Linked DNA regions of Homo sapiens: all the other regions are linked to region 6. The links are chromatin loops, found by intact Hi-C in ENCODE. Cell type or tissue: Calu3. All regions are shown on one strand. Region 1 overlaps KCNN2 (potassium calcium-activated channel subfamily N member 2). Region 2 has its middle 260 kb from the start of KCNN2. Region 3 holds the start of KCNN2 (potassium calcium-activated channel subfamily N member 2). Region 4 overlaps LOC107986441 (a long non-coding RNA gene). Region 5 has its middle 93 kb from the start of YTHDC2. Region 6 has its middle 100 kb from the start of TRIM36. Region 7 has its middle 230 kb from the start of LINC01957.

Evidence for each region. A loop is a pair of places that touch in the nucleus more often than their neighbours do. Peaks named below come from ENCODE experiments on the same cell type or tissue, not always from the same donor. Only the 100,000 strongest peaks of a DNase experiment are listed, where the experiment ranks them.
Region 1: a loop joins it to region 6, with 10 times the contacts of the local background. A loop is called at or near these places in 12 of 110 quality-filtered maps.
Region 2: it touches region 6 in a loop (14-fold over the local background); 6 of 110 quality-filtered maps call a loop at or near these places.
Region 3: a loop joins it to region 6, with 15 times the contacts of the local background. A loop is called at or near these places in 3 of 110 quality-filtered maps.
Region 4: a loop joins it to region 6, with 20 times the contacts of the local background. A loop is called at or near these places in 18 of 110 quality-filtered maps.
Region 5: it touches region 6 in a loop (5-fold over the local background); 37 of 110 quality-filtered maps call a loop at or near these places.
Region 7: it touches region 6 in a loop (12-fold over the local background); 9 of 110 quality-filtered maps call a loop at or near these places.

Annotation. Positions count from the first base shown.
Region 1 is chr5:114,447,920-114,451,919 of GRCh38, forward strand. The region is part of intron 3 of KCNN2 (potassium calcium-activated channel subfamily N member 2); the gene reads left to right. It overlaps LOC101927078 (a long non-coding RNA gene), which reads right to left. Exons shown (of 13, transcript NR_130785.1): 12 at 644-884. Among named protein-coding and RNA genes, the nearest start is that of KCNN2, 88 kb to the left of the region's middle. RefSeq lists an enhancer at 1,900-1,969. In Calu3, a CTCF peak has its summit at 2,158 (motif pointing left); a DNase peak (open chromatin) is centred at 2,152.
Region 2 is chr5:114,099,020-114,103,019 of GRCh38, forward strand. It overlaps a transcript of KCNN2 not described here. Among named protein-coding and RNA genes, the nearest start is that of KCNN2, 260 kb to the right of the region's middle. In Calu3, a CTCF peak has its summit at 2,357 (motif pointing right); a DNase peak (open chromatin) is centred at 2,332.
Region 3 is chr5:114,359,595-114,363,594 of GRCh38, forward strand. It overlaps KCNN2 (potassium calcium-activated channel subfamily N member 2), which reads left to right and starts at 2,476. Exons shown (of 8, transcript NM_021614.4): 1 at 2,476-3,667. The coding sequence starts at 2,546. RefSeq lists an enhancer at 589-1,505 and a silencer at 1,544-1,753. In Calu3, no CTCF peak of the experiment used is centred here; DNase peaks (open chromatin) are centred at 1,527 and 2,427.
Region 4 is chr5:113,676,742-113,680,741 of GRCh38, forward strand. The region is part of intron 1 of LOC107986441 (a long non-coding RNA gene); the gene reads left to right. Among named protein-coding and RNA genes, the nearest start is that of YTHDC2, 170 kb to the left of the region's middle. In Calu3, a CTCF peak has its summit at 2,349 (motif pointing right); a DNase peak (open chromatin) is centred at 2,400.
Region 5 is chr5:113,604,566-113,608,565 of GRCh38, forward strand. No RefSeq gene overlaps it. Among named protein-coding and RNA genes, the nearest start is that of YTHDC2, 93 kb to the left of the region's middle. In Calu3, a CTCF peak has its summit at 2,162 (motif pointing left); a DNase peak (open chromatin) is centred at 2,136.
Region 6 is chr5:115,067,370-115,071,369 of GRCh38, forward strand. No RefSeq gene overlaps it. Among named protein-coding and RNA genes, the nearest start is that of TRIM36, 100 kb to the right of the region's middle. RefSeq lists enhancers at 1,010-2,209, 1,515-1,824. In Calu3, no CTCF peak of the experiment used is centred here; a DNase peak (open chromatin) is centred at 2,172.
Region 7 is chr5:114,802,385-114,806,384 of GRCh38, forward strand. No RefSeq gene overlaps it. Among named protein-coding and RNA genes, the nearest start is that of LINC01957, 230 kb to the left of the region's middle. In Calu3, a CTCF peak has its summit at 1,522; no DNase peak of the experiment used is centred here.

The DNA of each region.
Region 1 (4,000 bases), 620 kb before region 6:
TGAATTGCCTTTTTCTTTTCACCTTTTTTTCTGGATTAGTTGGAAACTTTATAGGAACTAGTGAAAGCTACATGATCTATTTGTGGATAGTGCTGGAAAACAAGGCTGGCTTTTTAAGTAATTAGTAGGCTGGCTGGCATTGAAAGTTTTGGGGTTTTCGTGATTTATGTAGTGATTTTTCTCCAACCATTATATGTTTACAAAATTTTACTTGCAGTTATTTTCACTCTTTTATTCACTTTCTCACTTTCAGCTCCCCTATCTCATCCTTTCTTGTTACCCAACTCTTCTTTTCTTCCCTTCATTTCTTATTTTCTGCCTGTATAAAAATATTTTTCCGGCTTTAACACAACATATTGTGTCAGTTCCAGATCTCTACAAGGGTGTTCTGAAGCCTTTATGGAGTAGGGGACTGGTGGGTCTTAGCGGTGATGGTTTGAGTTTGAGACAGCTTCGTTCACTACACTGTGCTCCTCCTGCATGAACCTAGACCTGTGTTTTAATTCAGTTCCTGACATTTTGGCATTGAAGTCTATATTTTAGCTGCCCATGCTGAATCAAGCAAGGTGCAATTAGGAGGCATTCTAAGACTAATTTTTAGAATTGAAGTGGGAAAATTTAACTGGTAAACCTTGAAAATGACCTTCCCAGAAAATCTGTGCTCATTCTCCTCAGCCTGTCTGGAATCATCTTCATCTGAGAACTCTCTCAGCTCGCTGGGTTTGGTGGCTCAGTTTTCTGACTCTGCTTCTTATCTCTCCCCGAGGAATAATGCAATGACATTCAGGAATGTTCTGCTTCCCTAGAAACATAGCTTGAAACTGTGAAGTGCTGGAGGCTAAGACTTCTTGTCATTGTTTGTTCTACGTAGGAATTTTCATTTGCTGTATTTTGAAAATTAAAAATTTAGAATCAATTTGTGATAACTGCGTACTGTAGATGGGGCACCTTAAGCTGGTTGATTTGGATCAGTGGCGCATATTTTTTTCTCAGTTGACTGAGAGCCCTAAACAGAAGCCCTGTCAAAAAATTCTCAGGAATACGTGACTGATACTAGACATAGAGATGTACGTCCTCCCTCGGCCTGCCACCCTGGAGATTGAAGTGCTAGTGTTGGTAGGAGAGGCAGCTGAGGGGGCCCAAAAATGAAATGGCACAGAACGATCGTGAGCTTTCTTTTTTCATTTGGACTTCTTGTCACTGAACTTCCCACTTTCTTCCTGGTTTCATTTTGTGGCCTGCTGTACCCTCACCCTATGTTGCTCCTGCCTTTCCAAGGGACCTCTGACTAACCTTTTCCTCTCCCTCCTCTCCTTCTCCAGCCCTCTTTTCAGTCTTTGTCATACTAGTTACTGTGCTCATTGGCAGTGGCAGCAAAACGTAGTGTAGGGTAGAAGGGAGCAAAACCAAAGCTGCGCATACTCTGAGCAGCCCTCAGGTATGTCACCTTGCTTCTGTGCAAGAAGGCCCACTTCCAAAAGTAATGACTTTTCTTTGTATCTACTTTTACGTAAATAGAGTACTTGCTGAATATAGAGCACACAGTCTGTACACTGATGAGGACTTGGGTAGCGTTTTGTTATCTCCGTGCTCACAGCCACCTGGTGAGGTAGACAGTCTGTTCTCTTAGAGAAAAGCGAGGCTCAGACATTAGGATGCACTGCTGTGGGTCATGCAGAACAAGAGGTGGGGCAGCACCTCTGAACCCAGCTCAGTTCCTCCTTGCCTCTTGTCTCAGAGCAAGTGAACAAGACCCTGACTTTTATATCTTCAAATGCAGGTTCATTTCCAACATTGCCTAGTTAAAAATATCCACAGGGATTTTTTTTTTCCTTACAGATTTAAGAGATAAGATCTGGTCTTTGATCTTGAGAATCTCAGAGGGGTGAAATGTACAGATGCTGCCTCCTCAGATCTGCTACCTTAGATTGGATTTAGAATAGAGTAAGCATCCAAACATACACACACACACACACACACACACACACACGCGCGCGCTCGCGTGCGCGCACTCTTCCCTTAGAAGAGCCCTTAACCCAGAATGGGGGCTTTCCCTGCAGGGTATTCCCACAACATCACCTCACAGCCCTCCTCTAGCACTGATCTGGCTGAACTCTGCAGAGCAGCTGTGGGGATAAACTGGTGTGGCACTGCCACCTAGTGACTGCCCGCCACACCGTTCTTTGCCTCTGAGGTGCCGTGCATCCGTCAGCTGGCCGCTACCCATCATGGAAAATCATAGTGGGGGCTTCTAAAAATAGAGTCTGCCAGGCCAGTGTCAACATGCTTTCTCTGCTATCAGCAGAGCCTGGCACACATCAGACATGGATTAGATTAAGTGTTTTTGAAAAAGTGGTTTTTTGGGTAAGGGAATCTTTGGGCCTGGTCGAGCATGGCTCCATCTGTCTGCTGGGGTTCCAGTTTCCTCTTGGAGGAGCTCACAGTGTGCACAGGATGCCTGGCACGCAGCAGGAGCTGAATGAATAGAGGTTGCCCCGCAATGTTTAAATATCCACTGGTCTGGAAGTTAGAAAAGGAACAGGAGGAAAGAGAAACTTGGTCAGAAATGCTAGTCCTGGTTAAAACATTGTTCTGGATTTTGATATTTTTTGATTTCCCAGAAAGTATCAGGGGCTTGAGAATATAATTCTCTTCAGGCGTTTTTGCCAAATTCCAAGATTTTCCAGTTTCACTACTTTCCAGATGTGTTGATATGAAGCCAGCTCCAGATTGTCTGATGGCCATTACTAGAGTCCCAGCTGCCCTGAAACTCTAGGCCAGTGGTTCAGAACAGGAGTAATACCGCCCCCAGGGGAATTATGGAAATTAGTGGAGAATTTTTTTTCTTGTTGCTGCCTTGGGCCAGGGATGCTGTGTATCTGTTACGCATTTAACAAAACACTGTTCTACATCCCACTTGACTTCAGATTGACCTACTGGATATTACATATAACAAAAACCTGTTTATAATTTTCTTAGCTTAGACCTAAATTCATTTTAAATAAGGACATAAAATAGTTTTGCTCAGTAGTAATCAACATTTAATTTTCAAATAATGTAATTTTCTAATAATATATAAATTGGGGGAAATTATTAGTGATACCGTCTGTGTTCTTATAGGTTTTTAACATAGTAGTGAAAGTTATATAGGTGTAAGATTTGAGACTTTTAACTTATTGACAGATAAGTCATTGCTGAAGTCACTTATTCCAATATGACATGTAAATGCATAGTGAATAATAGAGTTAGAAAACAAAACCTCTTTGTCCTCTCAGGGAAACACGATAAATGTAATTCTTCAAGTTTGAAAATTTGTGGATGTTCTATCATTCCCTTTTCCATTGGGACATCGAACTTTATTTTAAAGTAAGCTTATGCTCTTAGAACATAGCCGCTGATGGTCTGGAGACAAAAAAGTAAGTTGTCTATATCCCAAGTGTGAATGAAACTGTCATTAGCCAAGGTTAATGCATGAAAAGAAACCGGACATTTTACAGAACCATGCCCCGCCAAACATACGCACACACACACAGGGAGAGAGAAAAGGGGTTAGCTTTGACATTTTTCTCAATGAAAAGAAGAGAGGAAGACATTCCAAATGTGCAAAATTAAAGGAGCAAAAGAAAATCAAGGTGAAAATACTCACTTTGGCATTTTAGAGTCAATAAAGAATTATATAATTTATAAAAATTCAAGGCTGGAGGCGGTGGCTCAAGCCTGTAATCCCAGCACTTTGGGAGGCCAAGGCGGGCGGATTATGAGGTCAGGAGATCAAGACCATCCTGCCTAACATGGTGAAACCCCATCTCTACTAAAAATACAAAAAAATTAGCCAGGCATGGTAGCGGGTGCCTGTAGTCTCAGCTACTTGGGAGGCTGAGGCAGCAGAATGGCGTGAACCCGGGTGGCGGAGCTTGCAGTGAGCCAAGATCACGCCACTACACTCCAGCCTGGGTGACAGAGCAAGACACTGTCTCAAAAAAAAAAAAAAAAGAATCAA
Region 2 (4,000 bases), 970 kb before region 6:
AATATAAATGACTTGAAGCAATTTTACCACATATTAGGCTTTTCTCCAAAGGATTGACTTTATTCTGAAAATAAATAATTCATCAAATTTGATGTGATAAGTGTTTTCTTTTGACAAAAAACGTACCCTGAACTACTGGAACCACACCACATAGGCAGCCAGGTTCTTCCTCCAGTATTAAGACCAGTCCAATTTGGGGCCAGTCACATACATAAATATGTAGGCCAAGGTTTCTCAGCGTGATTATATATATAATACAGATTATAGCAAGATTATAGCATTATAAAAAATCACCAATTGCTAGAACTGAAAAGCGTTACTCCCACTTCCTCTTTCCACCTCCTTTTTCATTTTGCACATAAGAAAACAAAAACTTGGAGGAGAAAAATTGCTTGACCAAGTCCTAGCAACTACATTGAGGAAAAGTTAAGACTATTATTAGAGTCTTTTTTATTTTTCTTGAAAAGACAGGATCTCACTCTGTTGCCCAGGGTGGAATGCATTGCTTATTCACAGGTGCAATCATAGCATACTATAGCCTGAAACTCTTGAGATCACGGGATCCTCCCTCCTCAGCCTCCCAGGTAGCTGGGACTACAGGCACATGCCACCATACCTGACTTAGAGTCTTTTCACTTCATATTTAGAGTTCATTGGCAATTGTGCTATTTATGATTTTGTTCTTGGAAAAATTTTTGGACCAGATTGCTTTTCTTCAGATATAGTAGCCCTACTTTTCAAAAAGTTTTAGTCAAAAAGACTGTCTATATAATGACCATAGGTATTACGTTTGAATTGATTTATATTTTTGACATTAGAGAGGTCCTCACACAAAAAGGTGTCTTTTAAATAATATATATAAAGAAAAGTTTTTATTTATAAAATATTAAATACATTATTCAAGTAAGTCTTTTGTACTTTTGTATGAACTCCATAGGATATGAGATGCTCAATGTATTTCTTCACAAATTACAATCTATCATGTTATAATATCTTATTCCTAATTTAAACATCTCTATAAATCTCAATCTTATAGATCAGAAATGAGTGAAATTAATTACAAGCAGTGGATGAAAACAGTAGAAAGGAATGAGACCTGAGTGTAATTTTAATGTAGATTTTATTTTGAGCCATATTAATGTTTTACGTATTCCAATAGGAGAAATAAATTTAAAAGGGTGAAGGAAAACCCCCAAGATTAAATGACCCAAAATATACAGCAAATTTATAAAATAACTACAAAGAAGAAAAAAATAGTAGTCCAGGTAGATTTTATAGATGGAGCTCTAGCTTTCTTCCCTTAGTGGAATATATTTTAAAAGTAAAATGAATCCCAAAGAAATATTAATTTGTTAAGTTTCTTGTTGGAATAGTATTGCTGGGTATGGGTGTAGTATTGCTGGATTTTGAGTATTATAGGATTAATCAAGGAACTAAGTATATTGTTCATGGAAACCAGTGTTCTCACTGCAGAGAATGCAGAAACAAACTACGAATGAAAAGAAGAGAGGAAGTATCCTCTTCTTGGGTGTATCAGTATGAATATATGTATCCATGTGGGTATGTGTGTGTTTATGAGTGTGTGTATGTATGTGCTCTGCCCATCTTAAGGGCCAAGAGGCAATGAGTCCCCAGTGACAAGGAGATCCCTGGAGCCCAGACTTTGATTTCTAAATGAAAGGAACTAAGGCTTCTTGGAGAAATTATGGATTCCGGGTCAGAGGAGAAGTATAAGCCAAGCCTAAACTATTTTATTAGGCCAGAAAATAAGACGTATTCAAAACCCGATATGGAGATGTCCATTTTGGCCAAAATTAGAAGGTTTGAACAGGAAAAGAATAGTGAAATAGTGGATTATAAAACATTTAGTTAAGAAGAATATAAGTCCATAGTTACATTACATTTTATATATAATTATTAATATATCAATATTGTAGATCTCTTTTCAAAATATTTATATAATATCCTTATTTTATATACAGACCTATGGATATACTTACATTAAGTGCTTTAATAACTTTATATTTTTCACTATTATTATAACTTTTATTTCTTATGGTTGGATATTAAAGCTCTGTCCATAAATTCTAAACTGAATATTATTTGGTACATGTTTACATTTTTTGGATATAATTTGCTTGGTAGTTTTTGTTTATACCCAGCTGTGGTCCACTTTTAAATCTTTGTGAGTAGTCATAGAATTTTAGAATTAGGAAAAATTTTAGAGAATATTTGGCTCAATAGTCATCCATCCCATAAATATGATTCAAACTTTTACATTTTAGGCACTGTCCTGCACAGGATTATATTGGTCCTGGTGCAGTAGGTGTAATCACATCTCTAGGTGGCGCCATTTACATAGTGGTTTATGCCAGTGGCACCATCTATGGTTTTCTTTTTTTTTTTTTTCTTTTTTTAAAATTATTATTATTATACTTAAGTTCTGGGATACATGTGCAGAACGTGCAGGTTTGTTACATAGGTATACATGTGCCATGGTGGTTTGCTGCACCCATCAACCTGTCGTCTGCAATTAGGTATTTCTCCTAATGCTGTCCCTCCCCTTACCCCCACCCCCTAACAGGTCCCAATGTGTGACGTTCAGCTCCTTGTGCCCAAATGGTCTCATTGTTCAACCCCCACTTATGAGTGAGAACATGTGGTGTTTGGTTTTCTGTTTCTGTGTTAGTTTGCTGAGAATGATGGTTTCCAGCTTCATCTATGTCCCTGAAGAAAACATGAACTCATCCTTTTTATGGCTGCGTAGTTTTCCGTGGTGTATATGTGCCACATTTTCTTTAACCAGTCTATCATTGATGGGCATTTGGGTTGGTTCCAAGTCTTTGCTATTGTGAGTAGTGCTGCAATAAAGATACGTGTGCATGTGTCTTTATAGTAGAATGATTTATAATCCTTTGTGGATATACCCAGTAATGGGATTGCTGGGTCAAATGGTATTTCGAGTTCTAGACCTTGAGGAATTGCCACACTGTCTTCCACAGTGGTTGAACTAATTTACACTCCCACCAACAGTGAAAAAGCATTCTTATTTCTCCACGTCCTTTCCAGCATCTGTTGTTTCCTGACTTTTTAATAATTGCCATTGTAACTGGCATGAGATGATATCTCATTGTGATTTTGATTTGCATTTCTCTAATGAACAGTGATGATGAGCTTTTTTTCATGTGTCTGTTGGCCACATAAATGTCTTCTTTTGAAAAGTGTCTGTTCATATCCTTCATCCACATTTTGATGGAGTTGTTTGTTTTTTTTTTCTTGTGAATTTGTTGAAGTTCTTTGTAGATTCTGGATATTAGCCCTTTGTCAGATGGATAGATTGCAAAAATTTTCTCCCATTCTATAGATTGCCTGTTCACTCTAATGATAGTTTCTTTTGCTGTGCAGAAGCTCTTTAGTTTAATTAGATCCCTTTTGTCAATTTTGGCTTTTGTTGCCATTGCTTTTGGTGTTTTAGTCATGAAGGCCTTGCCCATTCCTATGTCCTGAATGGTATTCCCTAGGTTTTCTTCTACGATTTTTATGGTTTTAGGTATTATGTTTAAATCTTTAATCCACTGTGAGTTAATTTTTGTATAAGGTGTAAGGGAGGGGTCCAGTTTCAGTTTTCTGCATATGGCCATCCAGTTTTCCCAACACCACTTATTAAATAGGGAATCCTTTCCCCATTGCTTGTTTTTGTCAAGTTTGTCAAAGATCAGATGGTTGTAGATGTGTGTTGTTATTTCTGAGGCCTCTGTTCTGTTCCATTGCTCTATATATCTGTTTTGGTACCAGTACCAAGCTGCTTTGGTTACTGTAGCCTTGTAGTGTAGTTTGAAGTCAGGTAGCGTGATGCCTCCAGCTTTGTTCTTTTTGCTTATGATTGTCTTGGCTATATGGGCTCTTTTTTGGTTTCATAGGAAATTTAAAGTAGTTTTTTCTAATTCTGTGAAGAAAGTCAATGGTAGCTTGATGGGAATAGCATTGAATCTATAGATTA
Region 3 (4,000 bases), 710 kb before region 6:
TAATTTAATGCTGGCAACAACTATTATGATATTTCAGGGGTGGAGGCTATGTAATCTTTTATCTAAATTTATGAACGGCTAATAAAAATATTTATTAATTTACCATAATGTTCCTTTGAAGTATTTAGATTTGTAAGGATGAATCAAACATTTTCACTCAATCGCTACGTATAGCAACTGGAAAGCTACATAATTTGTTGAAAAGCGTCCTAATACATGTTTGATGGATTTTCCGCATGAGTTGAATTTCTTTTTCAGACCAGGTTAGTAACTTTTCATAGGGAAACTTTCATTTTAATTCAAATTACTTCGCAGGATTGTTTTGAATACTCATGCTTTCCACACAATTTATGCAGTATCTACTCAGCTGCCCCGAAGACTCAATTAGCTTCGTGATTCTAAAGAAGTTTTATTGAATTGCTATTTTGAAGATACAGAACAAAAATAGTAATAGATGATAAAAACAAAATGCTGTCTCTGATTGTTAGCCACTAAATTATATTCTTGACCAAGACCATTGAGAAATTCAATTCCGGACAGTATTAATTAGCTCAAGTCCAGGGCTACGGGACTAAAAGCAGCTGTGCACCCCCCACCCCTTTTTTTCTGCTGAATGTTTATTTGCACACACAAAAAATTAAAATTAACATGTGTCCAAAGAACATCATAAAATGAATTATTCATTCCATGGCATTGAAAGCGCACACACGCACACTCTGAAAAGCAGATACCAGGTAAGCAACTTTAGGGCAGCTGCCGAGTAGAATATCAAGAAATTGGATCCAGCTGAGAATTCCAATTACCTAATGACCTAATGAGGGTGATCCGCTTTCACTCTAATTGCTAGGTCTAACTCGTTGTAATAGTCTTTATCATGAAAAGCAGGCTTTAAAATAATTTAAAATGGAAACAAATATTCAACGGGCCAATTTCTTTCACCTTCTTTAGGGGGAGACGGGAATTTGAATTCACAAAGAAATGCAAATGTAAAGACTTAAGATGGAGCAGAAACAAAGAACATAAGGATCACCTAGTGCATTGTGTTGGTACATCTCTTAGAAGAAGACAGCACAGGGAATTTGTGAGACACCAAATGCAATTTTTGTTAGTTTATTAGAGAGTAAATAAATAAATAATGATACCGAACTCCAACAAAACTCCAGCACTGTCCGTGGGCAGCGACTATTCAGCCCAAGCTATCATTCTTAATTTCCCTGCCAGGCTGCGACTACCGGGGTGAATCAGCCCGCGCCAGGCCCCTTTCCCACCCGCCGCTGCAGTTAGGACTTGGCAAAGATGCTCGATATTTGCGTATTTGTGACCGGTCTTTGCTTTGTGTCTGCGCTGCAGGTGAGGAGGAGGAAGAGAAGCAGAAGAGCAGCTGGAGGCCGGCGGTGGCTGAGCAGCCCCCACACCTTTGAGCGAGCCGCCTGCCTCTCCACCGGCAAGGAAGCCCTGGGACCTCCGGATTCGGGCTGCCGGAGGGCCTGAGCGCCAGAGCCCAGGACCCGGCGGCCGGGGGCGCCATCCCCTCATGTTCTGGAGAAGGCGCAAATGTGAGCTGGCGGTAGCGGGGAAAGCCCTCCGCCCCCGCCAGGGGGGACCCGGGAAGCCCGGCCGGCTCTGTCGGCAGACTGCGGGGATCCCCTCCTCCGGCCCCGCCCCCACCCACCCCCGGCCGGGGTGCCGAGGCGGTTAACCCTACCCGCGCCGCAGCGCACTTGGGCTAGAGCGCCGCGCACCCAATCCAGATTCCAGAGCCTGCCGGCTGGGAAAGATCCGGTCTCGGGGTCGGCTATGATCCCGCAGCGGCCAAGGCAGGGCTCAGGCCCCGGGATTCTCCCCACACGCTGCTGCACTGGCGCAGCCGGTCGCCAAACTTTTTCTCCCCAAAGCCAGTGCCCCCGCAGTTACTTGGCGGGCAGCCGGCAGCCCACTCTCGGCGGGATGATCTGGGAGAAGCGGGCGTGGGACGAGGGGGCTGCTGTTTTGCAGCCCTGCGAGGCGTGCAGTCGGAGAAGTGGTCGGGGTTCCACACCGTCCCTGAGCCTGCCCCCGGCCAAGGTGGCCCGACGTGCTGCAGTGGCTGGCGCAGGTGATCCGGGCAGCGCGTCCGGCACTAGTCAAGGGGGCAGCGGCACGGGAGGGAGGGGCGCCTTTCTCTTTTCTCCTCCCCCTGCAGCCCAGCTGCACTGCGTGGGGGCTCTCCATCTCCACGCAATCAGCAGGCGGAATCCCTGCCCTGGAGCGCCCTGGCTCTGGACTGCACCCCCCTAGGGTTTGTCCTGCAGATTCCCCTCCCCATCTTTCTCTGCCACACACGCTTCCCTAAGCCGCGCGCGCCGCAAACTCAGTCTCGGTCCCCGCAGGTGATGTCATGCCCATTGTTTTGGTGCGCCCAACCAATCGGACTCGCCGCCTGGATTCTACCGGAGCCGGCATGGGCCCTTCCTCGCACCAGCAGCAGGAGTCCCCGCTCCCGACCATAACGCATTGCGCAGGGTGCACCACCGCTTGGTCTCCCTGCAGCTTTAACAGCCCTGACATGGAAACCCCATTGCAGTTCCAGCGCGGCTTCTTCCCAGAGCAGCCGCCGCCGCCGCCGCGCTCCTCACACCTGCATTGCCAGCAGCAGCAACAGAGCCAGGACAAGCCGTGCCCGCCCTTCGCGCCCCTCCCGCACCCTCACCACCACCCGCACCTCGCGCACCAGCAGCCGGCCAGCGGCGGCAGCAGCCCATGCCTCCGGTGCAACAGCTGCGCCTCCTCCGGTGCCCCGGCGGCGGGGGCGGGAGATAACCTGTCCCTGCTGCTCCGCACCTCCTCGCCCGGCGGCGCCTTCCGGACCCGCACCTCCTCGCCGCTGTCGGGCTCGTCCTGCTGCTGCTGCTGCTGCTCGTCGCGCCGGGGCAGCCAGCTCAATGTGAGCGAGCTGACGCCGTCCAGCCATGCCAGTGCGCTCCGGCAGCAGTACGCGCAGCAGTCCGCGCAGCAGTCGGCGTCCGCCTCCCAGTACCACCAGTGCCACAGCCTGCAGCCCGCCGCCAGCCCCACGGGCAGCCTCGGCAGTCTGGGCTCCGGGCCCCCGCTCTCGCACCACCACCACCACCCGCACCCGGCGCACCACCAGCACCACCAGCCCCAGGCGCGCCGCGAGAGCAACCCCTTCACCGAAATAGCCATGAGCAGCTGCAGGTACAACGGGGGCGTCATGCGGCCGCTCAGCAACTTGAGCGCGTCCCGCCGGAACCTGCACGAGATGGACTCAGAGGCGCAGCCCCTGCAGCCCCCCGCGTCTGTCGGAGGAGGTGGCGGCGCGTCCTCCCCGTCTGCAGCCGCTGCCGCCGCCGCCGCTGTTTCGTCCTCAGCCCCCGAGATCGTGGTGTCTAAGCCCGAGCACAACAACTCCAACAACCTGGCGCTCTATGGAACCGGCGGCGGAGGCAGCACTGGAGGAGGCGGCGGCGGTGGCGGGAGCGGGCACGGCAGCAGCAGTGGCACCAAGTCCAGCAAAAAGAAAAACCAGAACATCGGCTACAAGCTGGGCCACCGGCGCGCCCTGTTCGAAAAGCGCAAGCGGCTCAGCGACTACGCGCTCATCTTCGGCATGTTCGGCATCGTGGTCATGGTCATCGAGACCGAGCTGTCGTGGGGCGCCTACGACAAGGTACAGGCTTGAACCCCAGCCCACGCTACCGGAGTCGGGCACTGGGTGGTTGGGATGGGCACTGGCGGGGACCCTTTGCGTGCGGATCCCTAGCCTCTCCGGGACGATCAAGGGAGCCCGCCAGGACAGCGGGCGCGTCTAGGACGCGCATCCGTAGTCAGCTAAACAACTCGGAGATGAACCCTTTCCGCGTGCAGCCAAAGTTCTCGAGGCAGTTAAGAGTGCTCAGCGCATTCGGGCACCTTAAGTAAGTGGTTCTGGAAGTCGGTGGGGAAACCATCTGTAATTCATCCCCTCGTGAATTATGTTTAGAAGGGCCCTTTCAACCCGCTC
Region 4 (4,000 bases), 1.4 Mb before region 6:
CACAGTAAATCCCTGTAACATATATAGTGGCTGTCATGGTGGAGTTGGAAGTGAGGGTGCAAAATCAGAAAGACCGAACATTTGGCGAAGGGTCTGATTCATCCAAAAGAGATCATGCAAACTAGGCATGATACTAAGTTGACTTTGAATACACTATTTAAACTTCATCATCCAAACTGACTGTTTAAAAGAGATGAGATTAAAATATCGCTAATTGTAACTCTAAATTACCCATGCTACTTAGCTAGGTGGGAGTTTGGTGAGGAAACTCGGGTCAGTCTTACAGACAGAAGAAACAAAGCTTTCTGGTCTCATCAGAATGCAGTGTGAAAAATGAGTTATCTGTCCTTCACCAGCTGAGAGGTTTAGGCTTCATTTCATAGGCAATGGGGTGCCTTTAAACCTTTGTTGGTGTCAGCAGCTTCCTGTGCTTTACAGACCAGGAATATACCTTCCTTTCCCTCTTTGCTCATCTGAACGTCCCAACTCTTCCAAAAAGGACACACACCACTCCTGGAACAAGAACCCCACCTCCACCTCCCGAACTCCTGTTAATGGAAATTATAAGGTTTCCTGTTAGGGAATAGTTGGGAGATTTCTGTATTTCCCTAAAATAATCTGGCCTAATGAATATGCTTATTAGAGTTTTTACTTCAGTTCACACTATCTTCTTTTCCTAAATCCTAAAATATATGAAAATACATTAGGTAACAGAATGATGATGAATCCCCTTACATAAAGTGACTATAACTAGAGATTGTTTTTAAAAAGCTGGCATTGAGACATCACCAAAAGCATCCTCCTAGGTCTGCAGAAGGGATTTTGGAAATGGCATGTGATACATTAATTCTAACTTACTGCTTCCCACATACCATGGAACAATCATTTTTTTAAAGCTGAAAATATTGAATGATTATTTCTAATGTGAAATGTTTTTAAGTCATAACATGTGCATTGTGAAATGCCTATCATATGTGTTTCTTGGGCTGGTAATCTCTGGGGTGAAGATACATAAAGATGAAAGCAGAGAAAGAATGTTTGCGAGGGAGCCTGGCCCCTCATTGACTATGTTGATGTGTCTTGGCCTCTCCCACTGTTGACATTACACTTTGCTTAGGATCTGACTTCTTAACTTTTCTGCCTTACTCTGTTCTCTTTCTCTCTGGGATGCATCTTAATGCAGGTCCTTTTTCTTGAAACACACATATTTTATCCCATAGTTTATGGGAGTCACACAGTAAAAATGCTTTGTGATTACAAAAATTTTTTTCTGTTTTCTTTTACAAAAGGTACAAGCCCAGTTAAGAAGTTTAAACATGAATTATATATAGAAAAATGTGAATATTACTCATTAAAATGACAACTTCTGTACCTTTTTATTTTTGGTTTTAAATTACACCACTAATCCAAATACTGTAAGGAATAACTGGTTTATAAAAGGTGATTAAGTTAGGAGTGACAGACACTTACCTTTTAAATAAAAAAGTCAGATCCTTAATATATCACAGGGTCCTAATTTATAAGGTCATCCTCTTTTAGCAGTCTGCCCATCTCAATTGTCTCCTGGGTTTTCTTAATATTTTGAGGACACAACAATGCTATTATTTTAGGTGTGGTAGCACTGGTGGAAAAATAGGGAAGCATTTCATATTGATGATGCAATGCTTTCCTTTATCCTGACATTCTTATCTTTGAATAGGAAAGAGGTAATGTGTTCACTATGTAAATTAATTATAAGCCTTTTTTTGCTCTGTAAAAAGGGGGAATATTAAGGTTTTAGATAGTAATTGTTCTTTGACTCTGGACATGAGTCTTTGGAGAAATTCTCTTTGGTAAATGCAGTTCACTCACACGCAGTGAAAACAGCCATCAAAAGCTTTCATAAAGAGGCTGATAGTATGGAGTAATAACTACTTTGAAGGGCGTTGGGGGAATTATTCAGAGGTTCTGCAAAGTGGTTTGGAGACGAAAAGTGCAATATAAATGCTAAGTAGCCCCATATTTTTCTGGGAAGAGGTGCAGTAAATGTAATCATGGCTCTGCTCAAGCTGAGAAGCCTGATGGCCACCTCTACGCTCATATTTAATGTTGATGAAATCGCTGACACAACTTCCAACAGAGGATCTCTTTCTTCCCCCCTCACTATCATGTAAATAATTTCCACAAAAGTCAGAGCAATTCCTGCTTATGAAAGCTTTACACAATTCCCAGAATTGTGAAGGAAAAAAAAAGCAGGCATATGGTATTTATATAGTGGGTACTCAGTAAATATTTGTTTATTTTATTTTACTTTATTTTATTTTATTTTACCATTGCTTTTTAGGTGCCCTTTACACGTGTGCTTTTGAATTCCCCTAACATGATATCAGCACTAGATGGCGCTATGTTACCGTGAAGACTGCCAGGGTGGTGGTGGTGGTGGGGTGAATCTCTAATGTTGTAATTAGCCAACAATGCAGATAAGCAGAGGTTTAATTTAAGTCATTTCCCCCCTCATTATACTTTATAAGAAATCATGACCTTTTTATTTTGGAGGGGGTACAGGGACTTACTGTATTATTTTATCTCAGCATAAGCAAATTCAATTTGCTTTAATTCTCACTTTGAAGGAGAGAATGTCAGGCTGCCTCCTGCTCTGTTTCACAGTGTGTGGCATTGGTAATGAGCTCTGACAGCACTCCTCCTGCCGCTAACTGTGTCACATGAGCCGTCGGAAGGTGACTTGAGATGTGAAGAAATGAAGGTGCGTAATTGATTCTCACAATGAGAACATGCTTTCTAGTCCTTTGAAATTCCCCTAATGGGCTAAAATGTTATGTTCCTTTTCCCTCTAAAAACAGTTTGTAATGATTCAAATGGTCAATGATTTTGAAAATAATTGAACAGCTAAGCCTTAAAGTACTGTATACAAGCAAATTTTAGCAGAGGAGAGCACTGGCTTCCACTGTGACTAGAATTATCTTTGTGGGGACAGAGAATATTCCTCCCAGCCTCCCATCTTTTATAGATGTGAGGTGACATGGTGTTTTAGTGTGTTAATGCATGTTTCTATCTGTTTGGTGTTGAAAACCTTCAAAGGCGATTAACTCCCTTACAGAAGCTGAGAGGGAAGGAAATGAGTCCTTCACCAGGATATAGGCCTCTGAATGGTGGCGTTACTATAATGATATACATGCTTATGTATCTCTGTATCTCTACATACTTTAAGTCATATTTGATTAAGACAGTCTGCGGCTACTCAAAAAGAAAATTGGGAAGGAGAAATTGTAGAAAGGCAGCCGGAGAAGCTACTAAAGAGAATAGAAATAGCTTGATCCAAGAAAATGAAAGAGGCTAAGGTATAAACTAACCCTGCTGTTTCCAAACTACGTGCTGGGACACCCCAAGGTGCTGCAGCCAACTCACAGAGAGGCCCCAGGATATTTTGAGTTTTTGAAGGAAATGGAGCAGCGTCTACCAGAAACCAAGCAAATGACTTTAGAGTTTTCATACTAAATTACACTACATTCCTACAGTCCTAGGTGACATCATATTTTTGCAAAGCTAGGTTTTTGGAGGTTGATGGGATAAAAAGCAAGTAGTATGCAAAAATGAACAGGAATAGTTAACAAGGATGGCAGTGTCCAGTCTCATTCCAATGATGGAGAGGCTGTGCAGGGCCTAAGGGACACACATGCCCCATTTGTAAGTAATTGTGGTTATTTAAGACTGAAATGAAAGGTATTTTTTTCAATTTGTATTATTATTTTCAAATAGCTACTTAATTATTAGGACATACATACTTAACATTTTTGGATTTAACTACCTAATGAAAGGAATGGCTATGTAGTTTTTTTTTTTTTGGTGGTTAAAAAATTACTGAGACACTGAGGGTGCCAGGAAGTTAGAAAGTTTGAACTTCTGGGCTAACACTGTTTCTTGATGTCCTTTGAGGAGTAGACACGTTCCTGCCTCAGAGACTTGGCTCTCGCTGTCCTTCTTCTGGAATGTGCTTCCCTCA
Region 5 (4,000 bases), 1.5 Mb before region 6:
GTTTCCCACTACCAAAAGCTACTTGAACTAATTAATGAGTTTAACAAGGTTCCAGGATACAAAATCAATATACAAGAACCCAGCTGTATTTCTGTATATTGGCAACAAACAACTGTAAGTTAAAATAAGAAAAAATGCCATTTACAAAGCATCAAAAAAGATAAATATTTAGGAATAACTGACAAAAGATACGAAAAACCTATACACTGAAATGTACAAAATGTTGCTGAGAGAAATTAAAGATGACCTAAAAAACAAAGATTTACTTTTTCATGGGTTGGAAGACTCAATATTGCTAAGAAGTCAGTTCTCTGCAAAATCTATAGATTCATCAGAATCACAAAAGTGGGCTTTTTTGTAGACATGGGCAAGCTGATTTCAAAATTTATATGGAAATGTAAAGGACCTTAGCATAGCCAAAACAATGGAAAAAGTACAACTTTAGAGGGCCCATACTTAATTTTTATCTAATTCAAGACTTAACAAAGCTTTATGCTATAGTTTGGATATAGTTTGTTTGACCCCTTCCAAATCTGATGTTGAAATTTGGTTTCCAGTGTTGGAGATGGGTCCTAATGGGAGGTGTTTGGGTCATGAAGGTAGATCCTATGTGAATAGATTAATCCCCCTCTCTCTTGCTTTCTTGCTTGCCATGTGATCTCTGTACAGCTGGCTCCCCTTTGCCTTCTGCCATGAGTGGAAGCAGCCTGAAGCTCTCACCAGAAGCAAATACTGACACCATGCTTCTTGTATAGCCTGCAGAATCATGAGCCAAATAAACCTTTTTATAAAAAATAAATTACCATCTCCGATATTCCTTTATAGCAACACAAACAGACTAAGACACTTTAGTATACAAAACAACCTGGTTTTTACATAAATGTGGACACATAGAGCAGTAGAAAGTAATGGAAAGTCCAGAAATACACTCAACATCTATGGGCAACTGATTTTTTTTCACAAGGACACAAAGATAATGTGGTAGAAAAAGTACAGTCGTTTCGATACAGGAGTTGGAAATTATTTAGGCAGATAGGGTAAGAAAGTCCTCAGTAAGCTTTCCTTTTTGTAAAAGCAGCCCCCAAATCATTTCTTTTCTAACAAAAAGCAGCCTGAAAAATCAAGCTGCAAGCATAACTAAGCAAGCTAAAATCTTGCATAGGTAAATACCAGCAGCTGTGCCAGTAGAGAAAGGCTACCTGGGGGCCAGTCATGTTCAACATGGTGGCTCCATCTTCCCTTTGTGAACCACGTGTACAGTAAGGAACAGACAACATGGCGCTGGCCAGGTAGAGAGCCCATCTGCACAATAAAAGATTAGGGTGGGATGGGCAGCTTCCTTGAACCCCATGCAAACATAACAACTGGTTCTACCAATCTCTTGGGCCCTATGTAAATCAGACACCACCTCCTCCTATATAAATCAGACACCACCTCCTCAAGCTCATCTACAAAACCCCGTTTATTTCATCACAAAACTGGAAGACCCACTCGGGTGCCCCTCTCTCTGTGCAGAATAGAGAGCTATTCTCTTTTTCTTTTACGTATTAAACCTCTGCTCTTAAACTCTCTACTTGTGTGTCCATGTCCTTGAATCCCTTGGCGTGAAACAACGAACCTCGGGTATTTATCCCAGACAATGTCGCCGCTTCATTTTGGGGCCCCATCTGGGACATCCTTTCATTTCAAGGCTGTCGGCCTCCATTCTGGGCATTTTGGCTGTGTTTTGAACTGATTTCCCTTCATGGAAACCTAGCCATTGCATGGGGCTGGAATAAGTCCTGGAGGATTTCTGGCCAGGTCTACACCCTGGTGTTATCTGAAGGCTTCTGGACTGACCCGCCTCCAACTGCTCAATCAGGCATCGGCAACAGGATCTCCAGCTTTACTTATCATAATTTCCTCCTTTCCTGTCTGCGACTGCCATGTCTCCTCTCTCTGTATGCAATGTGGTGGGAATTTTTACAGTTCAGGGAAGTAATCCTATTAGGCAAGATCAGGAAATGTAGGATGCTGCAGTAACCAGGAATATAGCTCAAGGGAATGTCGTTTTTGTGATTTTTCTAGGAACTGAGGGTCTCCACCACTCCCCCGCCCCACCACTGTGAGCATTTCTCCGCCCTTGGGCTGGAGGGCACATGGCATTTCAAGGTCAACAGCACCACCTAGTGGAATAGAAATCTCCTCCCTTTTGGCACCTCTCTACTAGAGACCAGGCTTTATGCGCTTCTGTAAATGGAAAAACTCTCCCTTCAGCAATGAGGAGGAAAAAATCCTCTAAAATCAAATTTTAGTCTCGATACCGTCCCATCAGCAGGAAAATGGCCATTCGGTCCCTACGTTCTTTTAAGGCACATATTCTACCTCCCATTAAAACGATACTTAAATAGTAAGAAGATTTTATGTCTGGAAGTTCACCGGAACCATTCTCTAAGGGTAAGTGCTTTAGCATGGGCCATAATAGCAGGATATAGAGTTTAATCTAGTACACTCCCTCCATTAAATGGGTCTTGCTCACATGAAACTATTATGTAGTTTTTCCTGAGATCCATCTTTCTGGGAGCCACACGGGCCAGATGAGTCCAGGAAATCAAAGGGATATCACAAGTGGAGGACTAAAGTCACAAGAGTGAACATAATCCCAAATCGCTTAGTTCCTTTGGTTCCATGCTGAGGGTCATGCCTGCAACCATGGGTGGCACATTTAATAAATGCCAGGGCTCAGGGAACTAGGGAGGGAAAACAGGTGGGGGGATGCCTCCACTGTCTTTCCCTCTACCTTGGGCCATTTCAAAGGAAAGGAAGGAGACTAAAGGCATACGTTTTTCTTGCTTCTCTTTCTAGATAGGTAACAGACCATCTTCAGCCTGAATTCCTCTGGAATGTGTTCTGAAGCACTGGGACTCCTTTGACACTAGATTTTAAAGAAAAAGTGGGTCACTTTCTTATGCACAAGGGCATGGCCTTCTTACTAGAACTTTGCAAGTGTTGCACAATCAACTCAGCTTTTTTACCAGTCATATCAGGAGGGCCCAAAGAAAATGATTCCCCAAAATTAGAGAAACAAACCCTCAGGAAACCCTTGAATGCAACCCTCGAATGCAACTTCCAGATGCTGTGGCCCTTCCTGCCCCCCATCCACATGTCAGCTCCTCCAGTTCTACTACCCAAACCGCTAGACTTTTCTATGGTATTTCTCCTTCCTTCTTTCACAGTTTAAAATGGCTCCTATTCCTTCTTTTATAATGTTCCTCCAAACAGAGAAATGTCAAGTTCCCCAAACCTTAAAGTGCATCGCTTAGAGTTGAGCTCAGGAGCAGGGAACCCAGAAGCTGACATGCCAGCAAAACGGTAAAAGTTTTTTTTTAACCAGTTGGGCTTTTGGCCTCTCTGTCTCTGGGCAAACTGGTAAAAGGGATAATAAGGATCACTGATTACATTCTCTGTTAAGTTTTAATTAATGAAAAAGGATTTGTGTAGTTGGTCTTAAGCTGTCGTCAATCTGGTGTGCTTTGCATGTCTTTCTGCATGGTTCTGTCAAAAGAAAGGGTGCCTTAGGACTGGGACCTCATAAACCTGCTGTTCAAGCCAGCCCTACAAAATGATCGGTGATGAAGTTTGCTGCAGGCCTCCATCTTGTTTTATGTCCTTGGGAACATGAGCTGTGACTACGTGGCAATATTTTGTTTTAGTCTCTGCCATTCTACAGTGGTGGCTGTCTTCTTGTGCTGAGTCACTTCCTGAGTGGGGGCTACAAAATCAGATGAGCCAGTTTGTCAATCTGGGTGGTGCCAGCTGATCCATCAAGGGCAGGGTTTGCCAAGTATCTTGAGCACTGATCTTGGGAGCAGTTTAGGGAGGGTCAGAATCTTGCAGCTTCCAGCTGCACGACTCCTGAGCCATGGTTTCTAATCTTGTGGCTAGTTTCTTGGTCTAGTGCCCAGACAAGAGGGAGGCTTATTTTGGGAAGGAGTTGCTATCATCTTTGTTTTAGGCTATA
Region 6 (4,000 bases):
AAGAATGTGTACCTCCATATAAGCTAAACAGCATTTTTAGTGCTACCTTCAAGGTATTCTGTGCTCAGGCTGTCTGCATTCATCAACCTAGGTGATGTACCTGGTGTGCTACTGAGAGGTGCTCTGAGTATTCCCATCCATCACAAGCAAAAAGAAAAGATACTGTGCTGTCTATAGGAAGATGTGACCTACCCTCCTAGGGCAGGACAGGCATTTGGAGTGTTTCCTTCCCACTTATAACTAAAGATTATATTTATGAGAAGTCTCATAATCTGTATTTATAAAGATTTCCCCTCGTGACCAAAAATTAGATTTATGAGATGCCTCTCCTTTTTCCTTTTTCTTTTTATTATCCTTTATTAAATGAATAATTATACTAGAAGGTACCATTTGTTAACCACCTCATTGGTTCCAGGAACAGTAATATGCCCTTTTCATTTAACTTTGAAAACAACCCTTGAACTAAGTGCTATTATTATAAGAATTAAAGAAAGAGGAGAGAAACAAGAAGGGTGGCTCAACAGTCAACAGGTTTATTTCCAACCATGGAGGGACTTCTGACAGAGTTAGTCAGAAGCTGCACTTTCTTATAGACTAAGAGTTTTTAAGGATTCAGGGAGGGAGAGTTTATCAGAGGCTTGGACTGCTTCTGTGTTTCTTTGTTGTGCTTATCTGGGAGGGAGAGTTGTGTGTCTGTTCCCATACCTCTTTCTGCAGCTGCAGGCATATCCCCCGAGTTTGCCTTTAGTTTCCCTATCTTAGTGCACCTGAAGGGAAAGGTTTGTCTGAGATGATGGTGCTCCTGCTCTGTCAATTATCACATCTGGAAGATGAGAATCAAAGGCTCAGAGATGTTATGTAGGGTGCCCCAGGTCACAATCCTATGAGGTGGCAGAGCTGGAATTCAAGCCCAAGTCACTCCAACTTCAAAACCTATGCCCTTAACCATCTCACTAGACATCTGCCAAGAACCAAACCAGCAGGCCCAGGGCAGATGGGATTATGGCAGCTGGGATCAGGGACACACCAGATACAGCCCTTCCTGCCCAGTCATGCCCAGTTCATGCATCCACAGTACCATGCTTCTCTCTGTCTCCTACTTCTGGCTTAGCTAAGCTGCCTTCATTGACCACAGTCCCTGGCTTTGACTTGGTGAACTTGAGAGGAGAAGTCTTCTTCCAATCGAAGGTTTTTCTCCATTGAAGGGTTCGTGGTCTCACAAGCTTCAAGGAATGAAGCCGTGGACCGCAGCGGCAAGTATCACAGCTCAATTAGAGAAACGCGGGGACCCAAAGAGTATGCAGTGGCAAGATTTATTAAAGAGAAAGCGAAAGTAAAGCTCACACACGGTGGACGGGACCCATAAGGGTTGCCGTTTCTGGCTTGGGTGTCTTATGCTTATATCCCCTTATGACCCCTCCTCTTCTCCTTTTTCTGTCCTATAGAATTAGCTATTTCTATCCGCTTGTGGGTTGGCGGGCCTGATTGGTTAAAAACATCAAGCTGCAGCTAGAGCTTAAACTCCCTATGTGATTGGTTCAAGTTTCAATCCCTTAGCTTACAGCTGTGACTCATTTTGGCTGAGGGGAAAGTCGCCTTTGATTGGTTGAACTTTCAATCCCTTAGCTTGCAGCTATGACTCATTTTGGCTTAGGGGAAAGTCCCCTTAGGGAAGTCCCTGTTGACCCAGGAAGCCAACTTAGCCACTTAGTCCCTCAAACTGACTCCAATCTCTGTTTTTTTTTATTTTTTACCACATTTTCTATTTGGGGGGGTCTGCACTATCCTAAGTCCTTGCCTCTGATTTGAGCCCAGTCAACCCTTCCACAGTTCCATTAGTCTGGAACTCCATCAACCCAATCAACCCTCTCTTTTGTAGATCTGTCTGGAACCCCATGTCATGAACCGGATGCCTAGAACAGTTAACATGCGTGAGCTAATAACATTTTCATAATAAAGGTTTATTAGTGTATGTTTATATATGTGTTAGGCATAAATATGCAGGTATCTTTTTTTAAAATTAATACTAAGATGACCCTCTATCTAGCCTGAGGAGATTCCCACAAGTAAACCCTTTGTTTCTTTCAGGGAATTCTTCACAGTCCCACACAATAACCCTGCAAGATCAAAACCAACTCCACACAACCCTCAAGTTCTTGCTGTTTTTCCCAGGCCTAGCTTGCCACCTACTGGCAAGAAACAGGAGCAAGAATCCAGGAGCAAAGACAGAAAAGGAATGACAAGAATTGAACACGATGCCTCTGCTAAATATTCTAGCCCTTAGTTTCTAGTTTTAGATCTCTCAAGGCCCAGATCTGCCAGACACCTACAGAAAGACTGGAAGCAGTCAAAGGAGGCTTTCTCCTCTAAGGCACTGTTAAGATCTGTTTCTTCTTGAAAACAGAGTATGAACAAATCAATGGTCTTTATGCCCCTCATTGGCAGAAGATCTCCTTCTGTTAAGAAACTACAGGATGAATAAGTTCTGGAGACCTAGTGTACAGCATAGTGACTATAGTTAATAATACTGTTTTGTATACTTGAAATTTGCTAAATGAGTAGATCTCAAGTGTTCTTACCACACACACACCAGTGAGGTGATGGATATGTTAATTAGCTCAATTGTGGTAATCTTTTCACAAGGTATGGGTGTATCAGATATCACCTTGTACACCTTAAATATATACAGTTTTTATTTGTCAATCATACCTCAATAAAGCTGGGAGAATAGAAGAGTTTGGGATTTTTTAAGAAATAAAAAGAAGAAAATGCACAAAAAGAATAGCATCAGAGAGAAGGAGAAAATTTGAACTTCCCAGAGAAAATTCCTAAAGACAGCCAAGGAGGAACTTCCCAGCTCAGTCTATCAGCAGACATCATCAAGAACACAGGGCCCACAGCAGTAGGGCTGTGGACAAAGTGCACAATAAAGCATCTTCTTTCTCTTTCCCTGGATCTTGAATCTGTGAGCCCAATTGAACAAACACCAATCAAATGTAAAAGCCTAAACTAAACCCTTACGTTAACATTTTTACTGACCTGCAAACTGAAAGGTTTTCTAAAAAACGATATTTGCCTAGCTCATATAAAATTATAAATTTCTAAAAATATTAAACATATCAAAAGCATGTCATGCAAATTTGATTTCAATGTCTTATATCCACATCCTCACATCATAAACATCTCACAAATAGCAATCCCTTCCAAAATGACTCTTTTTTAAGCTTTAATTTTGTGCCCCAGCGTTCTGTACATCTTGAGAAAAGATGACAATAAGGAAGAAAAACTGACCAGTCCTTCTCATTTTCCTTCCTTCTCACTTGTCAGAAACTAGAAAAAAAATGCCTCATGGGTTTTAGAAAAATTTCAGATTGTATGACCTCTTCTCTGTTTAAAGTGCAGATGAATTTCAAGTTAATCATAACACATTGACCACACATAATCATTTCCTTCCCCTCCTGACACTCAAAATGACAACAACAAAATAAAAAATATATTACTCACAAGGACAAAGAGAATGTGAGAGGACACAACAGCAGGCAAGGGATTTAAACTCATTTGCAGAAACTTGAGTAAGGGTAGACTTTACAGAGTGATGGCATTTTTACCTCACTGCCCACAGACAGCGGTGCTGCTAAGAAGCATGTGAAACAGGTCCCTGAGATCCTGTTCATCTAAAGGCATCTGACATCAAAGGCAGGGGTAGGGCGTGCGGCTAGAGAAAAAAGAATTGGTTGAAGGTCTAGAGATAGAGTAGTTGGAACCCAGGTATAACCCATTGCTACAGAGCCAGAAATGAAATCTACAACCAATGACTTTGTAGGGAAAACAATGCCTTCTCTGACAATATATCACCCTTAAAGGAGAGCATCTGACAGTTTGATGCTTGGCAGGGAAGACAAGGGCATGAGCAGAAGTAGGGGGAGTTGATCAACAGCCCAGTATTTTATAATTCTCTTGCTCCTGCCATCCAGAAGCAATTACAATTCAGCTTTACTCA
Region 7 (4,000 bases), 260 kb before region 6:
AATACATCATAGATTTCCAGATGAATTCTTGCATTTTATCTGGAATCAATCTATGTAACAAATATAAGTGTTGATATTTTTATAAAGACTATGTTCACCATGAACTACAAAGAAAAAGGAGTTCTAAAAGGCATGAATCCATGCATTCATATCCAGGAATTATTTCCACATTTAGCAACTACTTCTCCCATGCAAAGATTTTACCAAATCATTGTCTAAAATTGTCTCTTTTTGTTCTACAAAGAAAAGTGGATTCCCACCTTAAAGTTGCTTGGTGGGAATTTGCCTCAATTCAGTTCCTATTCTCCATTTCCTTTAATATTCTCCTCACCTCTCTAACAGGACACTGGAAAAGGAAAACAATACTGTTTGGGCCAATAGCATTGAAAAAAAGAGTTGTAAAATGATTACTTAATATGGACAGTTCAAGTGAAAGAAGTGGAGACTCTTGCATTTTTGAACTGCTTTTCATTTCTCATTATACATGACCTACTTCAATCAGCTTCGACCTTTGAAATTTTGTTCCCTAACACAGCTAAAATAAGGTCTCTTCCTTTTTCTCTCTCCTTCTCTGCAGCCCTGTTAGATAAAGTCTCACTTTGGGTTGCTGTCCAAGAAGTTCTTAGTTAATTGCATGTAATTATGCTGCATCCTACTTTCAAATGCTAGAGCAATTTCTTGTATCCTTGTAATACAATATGACTGAAAGCTCCAATAGTTGTAGCGTCCCAGTGAGTGGCTCCCTTCCCTTCTGAGGGTTTTATAATGCCAGAGGACTTTGCTGAGTGGCAGTGATCTTTAAGTATAAGGCAAGACATTGAGATAAATTAGTAATAGCAGCTACTGACAGTGTTCCCTTGGGCCCTGCTCAGGTCTTTGCCAAGGGGCCACATCACTAAGCCAGTGACACTCCTCCTTCAGACGTTAAAGATAAATAAATGATCAGGTCAGTCAGCTGGCAGCTGGCATGTTCATCCTATCTGGTAGGAAGATTTTTATTGTAATGCAAACTTCAAAATTAAAAAAACAAAATGTCATCTGGGGCCAGAGTCGATTTTTTGGAATTTCTTGCGTTCATTGTGTTGTATTGTCTTTAGAGTAAGTCTACTTTTATTTTAAGAGGTATAGTGCCTTCTAGCGGACTGGAAATTCTCTTCAGCTAGTTCAAACCTTACATAGCTGGAGACTCAAGCATATCCTGATACTCATCACACTAAGCAAAGCAATCTCAGGTCATTTAGAAGAATTTTGATTTGTATCTGTATTTTGGCTGAGAGGCAAAGGGAAATCTATTGATGTTTGGGCACTTTAATTTTTTTAAAAACCTAAGCAAGAACTTAATAATCAAAAATCATTCTGTCTCGCTTGTAGAATCCTGAGTTCAGGAAAGAGACATTATATCATACTCATCCCAAAAACTCAGTAGTTTGTTGCTGAGACATTGTTATCCCTTTGGAAGTCAGGATTGCCAGTTCAGCGCTTGGGAAGTCATTTAATTTCTCCAGGTAAGTTCCTCTAGCCTGCAATTAGAGGACACTGACAGTAGGTGGAGATTTTTTTTTTTTTTTTTTTTGTGGAGACAAGAGTCTCGCTCTGTCACCCAGGCTGGAGTGCAGTGGCGCAATCTTGGCTCACTGCAACCTCCTCCTTCCGGGTTCAAGCAATTCTCTTGCCTCAGCCTCCTGGGTAGCTGGGATTACAGGTGCCCACCACCACACTCGGCTAATTTTTATATTTTTAGTAGAGACAGGATTTCACCATCTTGGCCAGGCTGGTCTGGAACTCCTGACCTCGTGATCCACCCGCCTCAGGCTCCCTAAGTGCTGGGATTACAGGCGTGAGCCACTGCACCCGGCCAAAATCCTCCCTTTCAATTGGAGTCCCTCCTCCAAATTCCTCCTATGTAGACATTCTGGAGCCTCTTACAAAATATCTGCATTTTCTGTTGATTGGTATTTTATTAATAGAGATGCTCCCTAGCATTAGATAAAATATTTTTCCTCACAGAGTCTTATTTTGCTAATTTGTAAAACAGGAATAATTCATTCATGTGTTCAACAAATTAATGGAGTAGCACCACATGCCAGGTACCAGGCAAGTCACTGAGGAATGAAAGCCAAGTCACCTGCAGTAAGAGCTTTCCTAGGAACTCACAATTGGGGATGACAATACCAGCCTTATAGAAGTGTCTTTAAAACTAAATAGAGAAAACTGTGTGAAAAATGTTACACACTCAGCCCACAGTAGCAGCTTTTAAACAACAAAAATGTATTTTGTTTTACTTTTCGAAAACCAAATCTCTTTCAGAAGAACCTGTTGCACTGGTATATACACCACAAACTCAGTGTTTCTTCAAACAGATATTTGAAATGGTTTTAACCAGAACTGTAACATAAATTTCAAATCTCCAAACCCTGGCCACACATTTCTAAAACGTCTGCCTCAGTATTTTAAGATTCAAACACCCCTACAAAAGGCCAGTGACTCTTACAAAACCTAGAAAACAAAATTCTGAAATGAAGAAAGTGAAAAAATGTATATATTCTAGAGGTATTTATTTCTAAAGGCAAGTCAGCATCTACACAGATCAGTACTGACAACTGGCTTTCAAAGACTCTGTGAATGTTCTAAGTTATTATTGTTTCCCTTCTGCCCCATTGTCATAGGGCCATTAGACAAATCAGGCTTCTGCCCCATTGTCATGGGCCATTGGAGAAATCAGGCCATTGGAGAAATCAGACTCATTGGCTCCAAGTTATCTGGAACAATCACAGGCCTAGTATGGGGCTGAAGGACAGGTGAAGAAAGGAAGAACAAGGTTCCCTCTCCTCTTTGCAGACTTGCTGGGGCTTGGCAGTCAGTTGTGTGACATTGAGTCAACTATTTAACTTTCTAATCATCACTTTCCCCATCTCTGATGTGAGAGCAGTCATTGTATGTTCCTCATGGCATTGACAGGAGGACAGAGTGGGACTCAACACCTATCTGCCATACACCTGCTTATTTAGGGCTCTCATAAAGACCTCACAGGCATATTTGTCTTCTTTGCAGGGATGTTCTCTATAATAGTCCCCTAGCAACAACAACAACATCACCATCACCATCACTGTCATTTACATGCTGCATAATGGAGATTCACTGAGCATCTTCTGAGCAGAGAGGAGACCCAAGCAAAAAAAGAAAGAGAACTAAGCCTGAGACTTTCTGAAGCTTGTTAAAAAGTACAATAAAAAAAAACAAAAGTGATCATTAGTAGGGCATTTATTATGTGATAGTCAAGGAACTAAACACTTTTTATCCACTGTGTCTTCTTCAGTTCTCCCACCAGCCATCCTATGAGGAAGATGCTATTACTACCTCACATTTTAGAAATCAGATAACTAAGGATTAGAAAATAAAATTACTTGTTTAATGTCACGCTGCTAGAAGTGGCAGAGCTCTCAGTGCCAAGCCTGCAACCTCCACAAAGAGGAGAAGAAATAGTGTACCTCTTTCATTCACCCAAATCCCAGCCCTCAGGTGTAAGAGAGGCCAGAAAACTTGCCAAGTCTGATAACTCAAGGAAGTCTCATTTTCTGATTTTTTGTAATGTAGAGTCTACGCTTCTTTCCTTTCCCTCACAAAGCATCCTCACCATCTACTCAGAAGGTAAAGACAGTTAACTACTAAGCAAAACAGAAGTCAGGTAAATAAATTTTTAAAGATGATATAGCCTTATTTTTAGTAAGTATTTTTCTTGGGGTTAATGGGCACAATCTTGGTCTGGGAATAAAGCCACGTAATTAAAAGATTCCCTTGCCTCTTTAATTTTTTTTCTTTTTTCATTGTATCAAAGACAGTAGATACAAAAGAAAGACACTTAGAAGGAGCCAGCGGTGTGTCTGTCATCAGCCTGAAAGCTGGGATTGTAGACCCCAAGTTGCAGACAGAGTACGGCGTGTGATTAAGGGAATGTCCTGCCTCTTTGATGTGAGTCCAAGGCAGAGGAGTTCCACCAGAG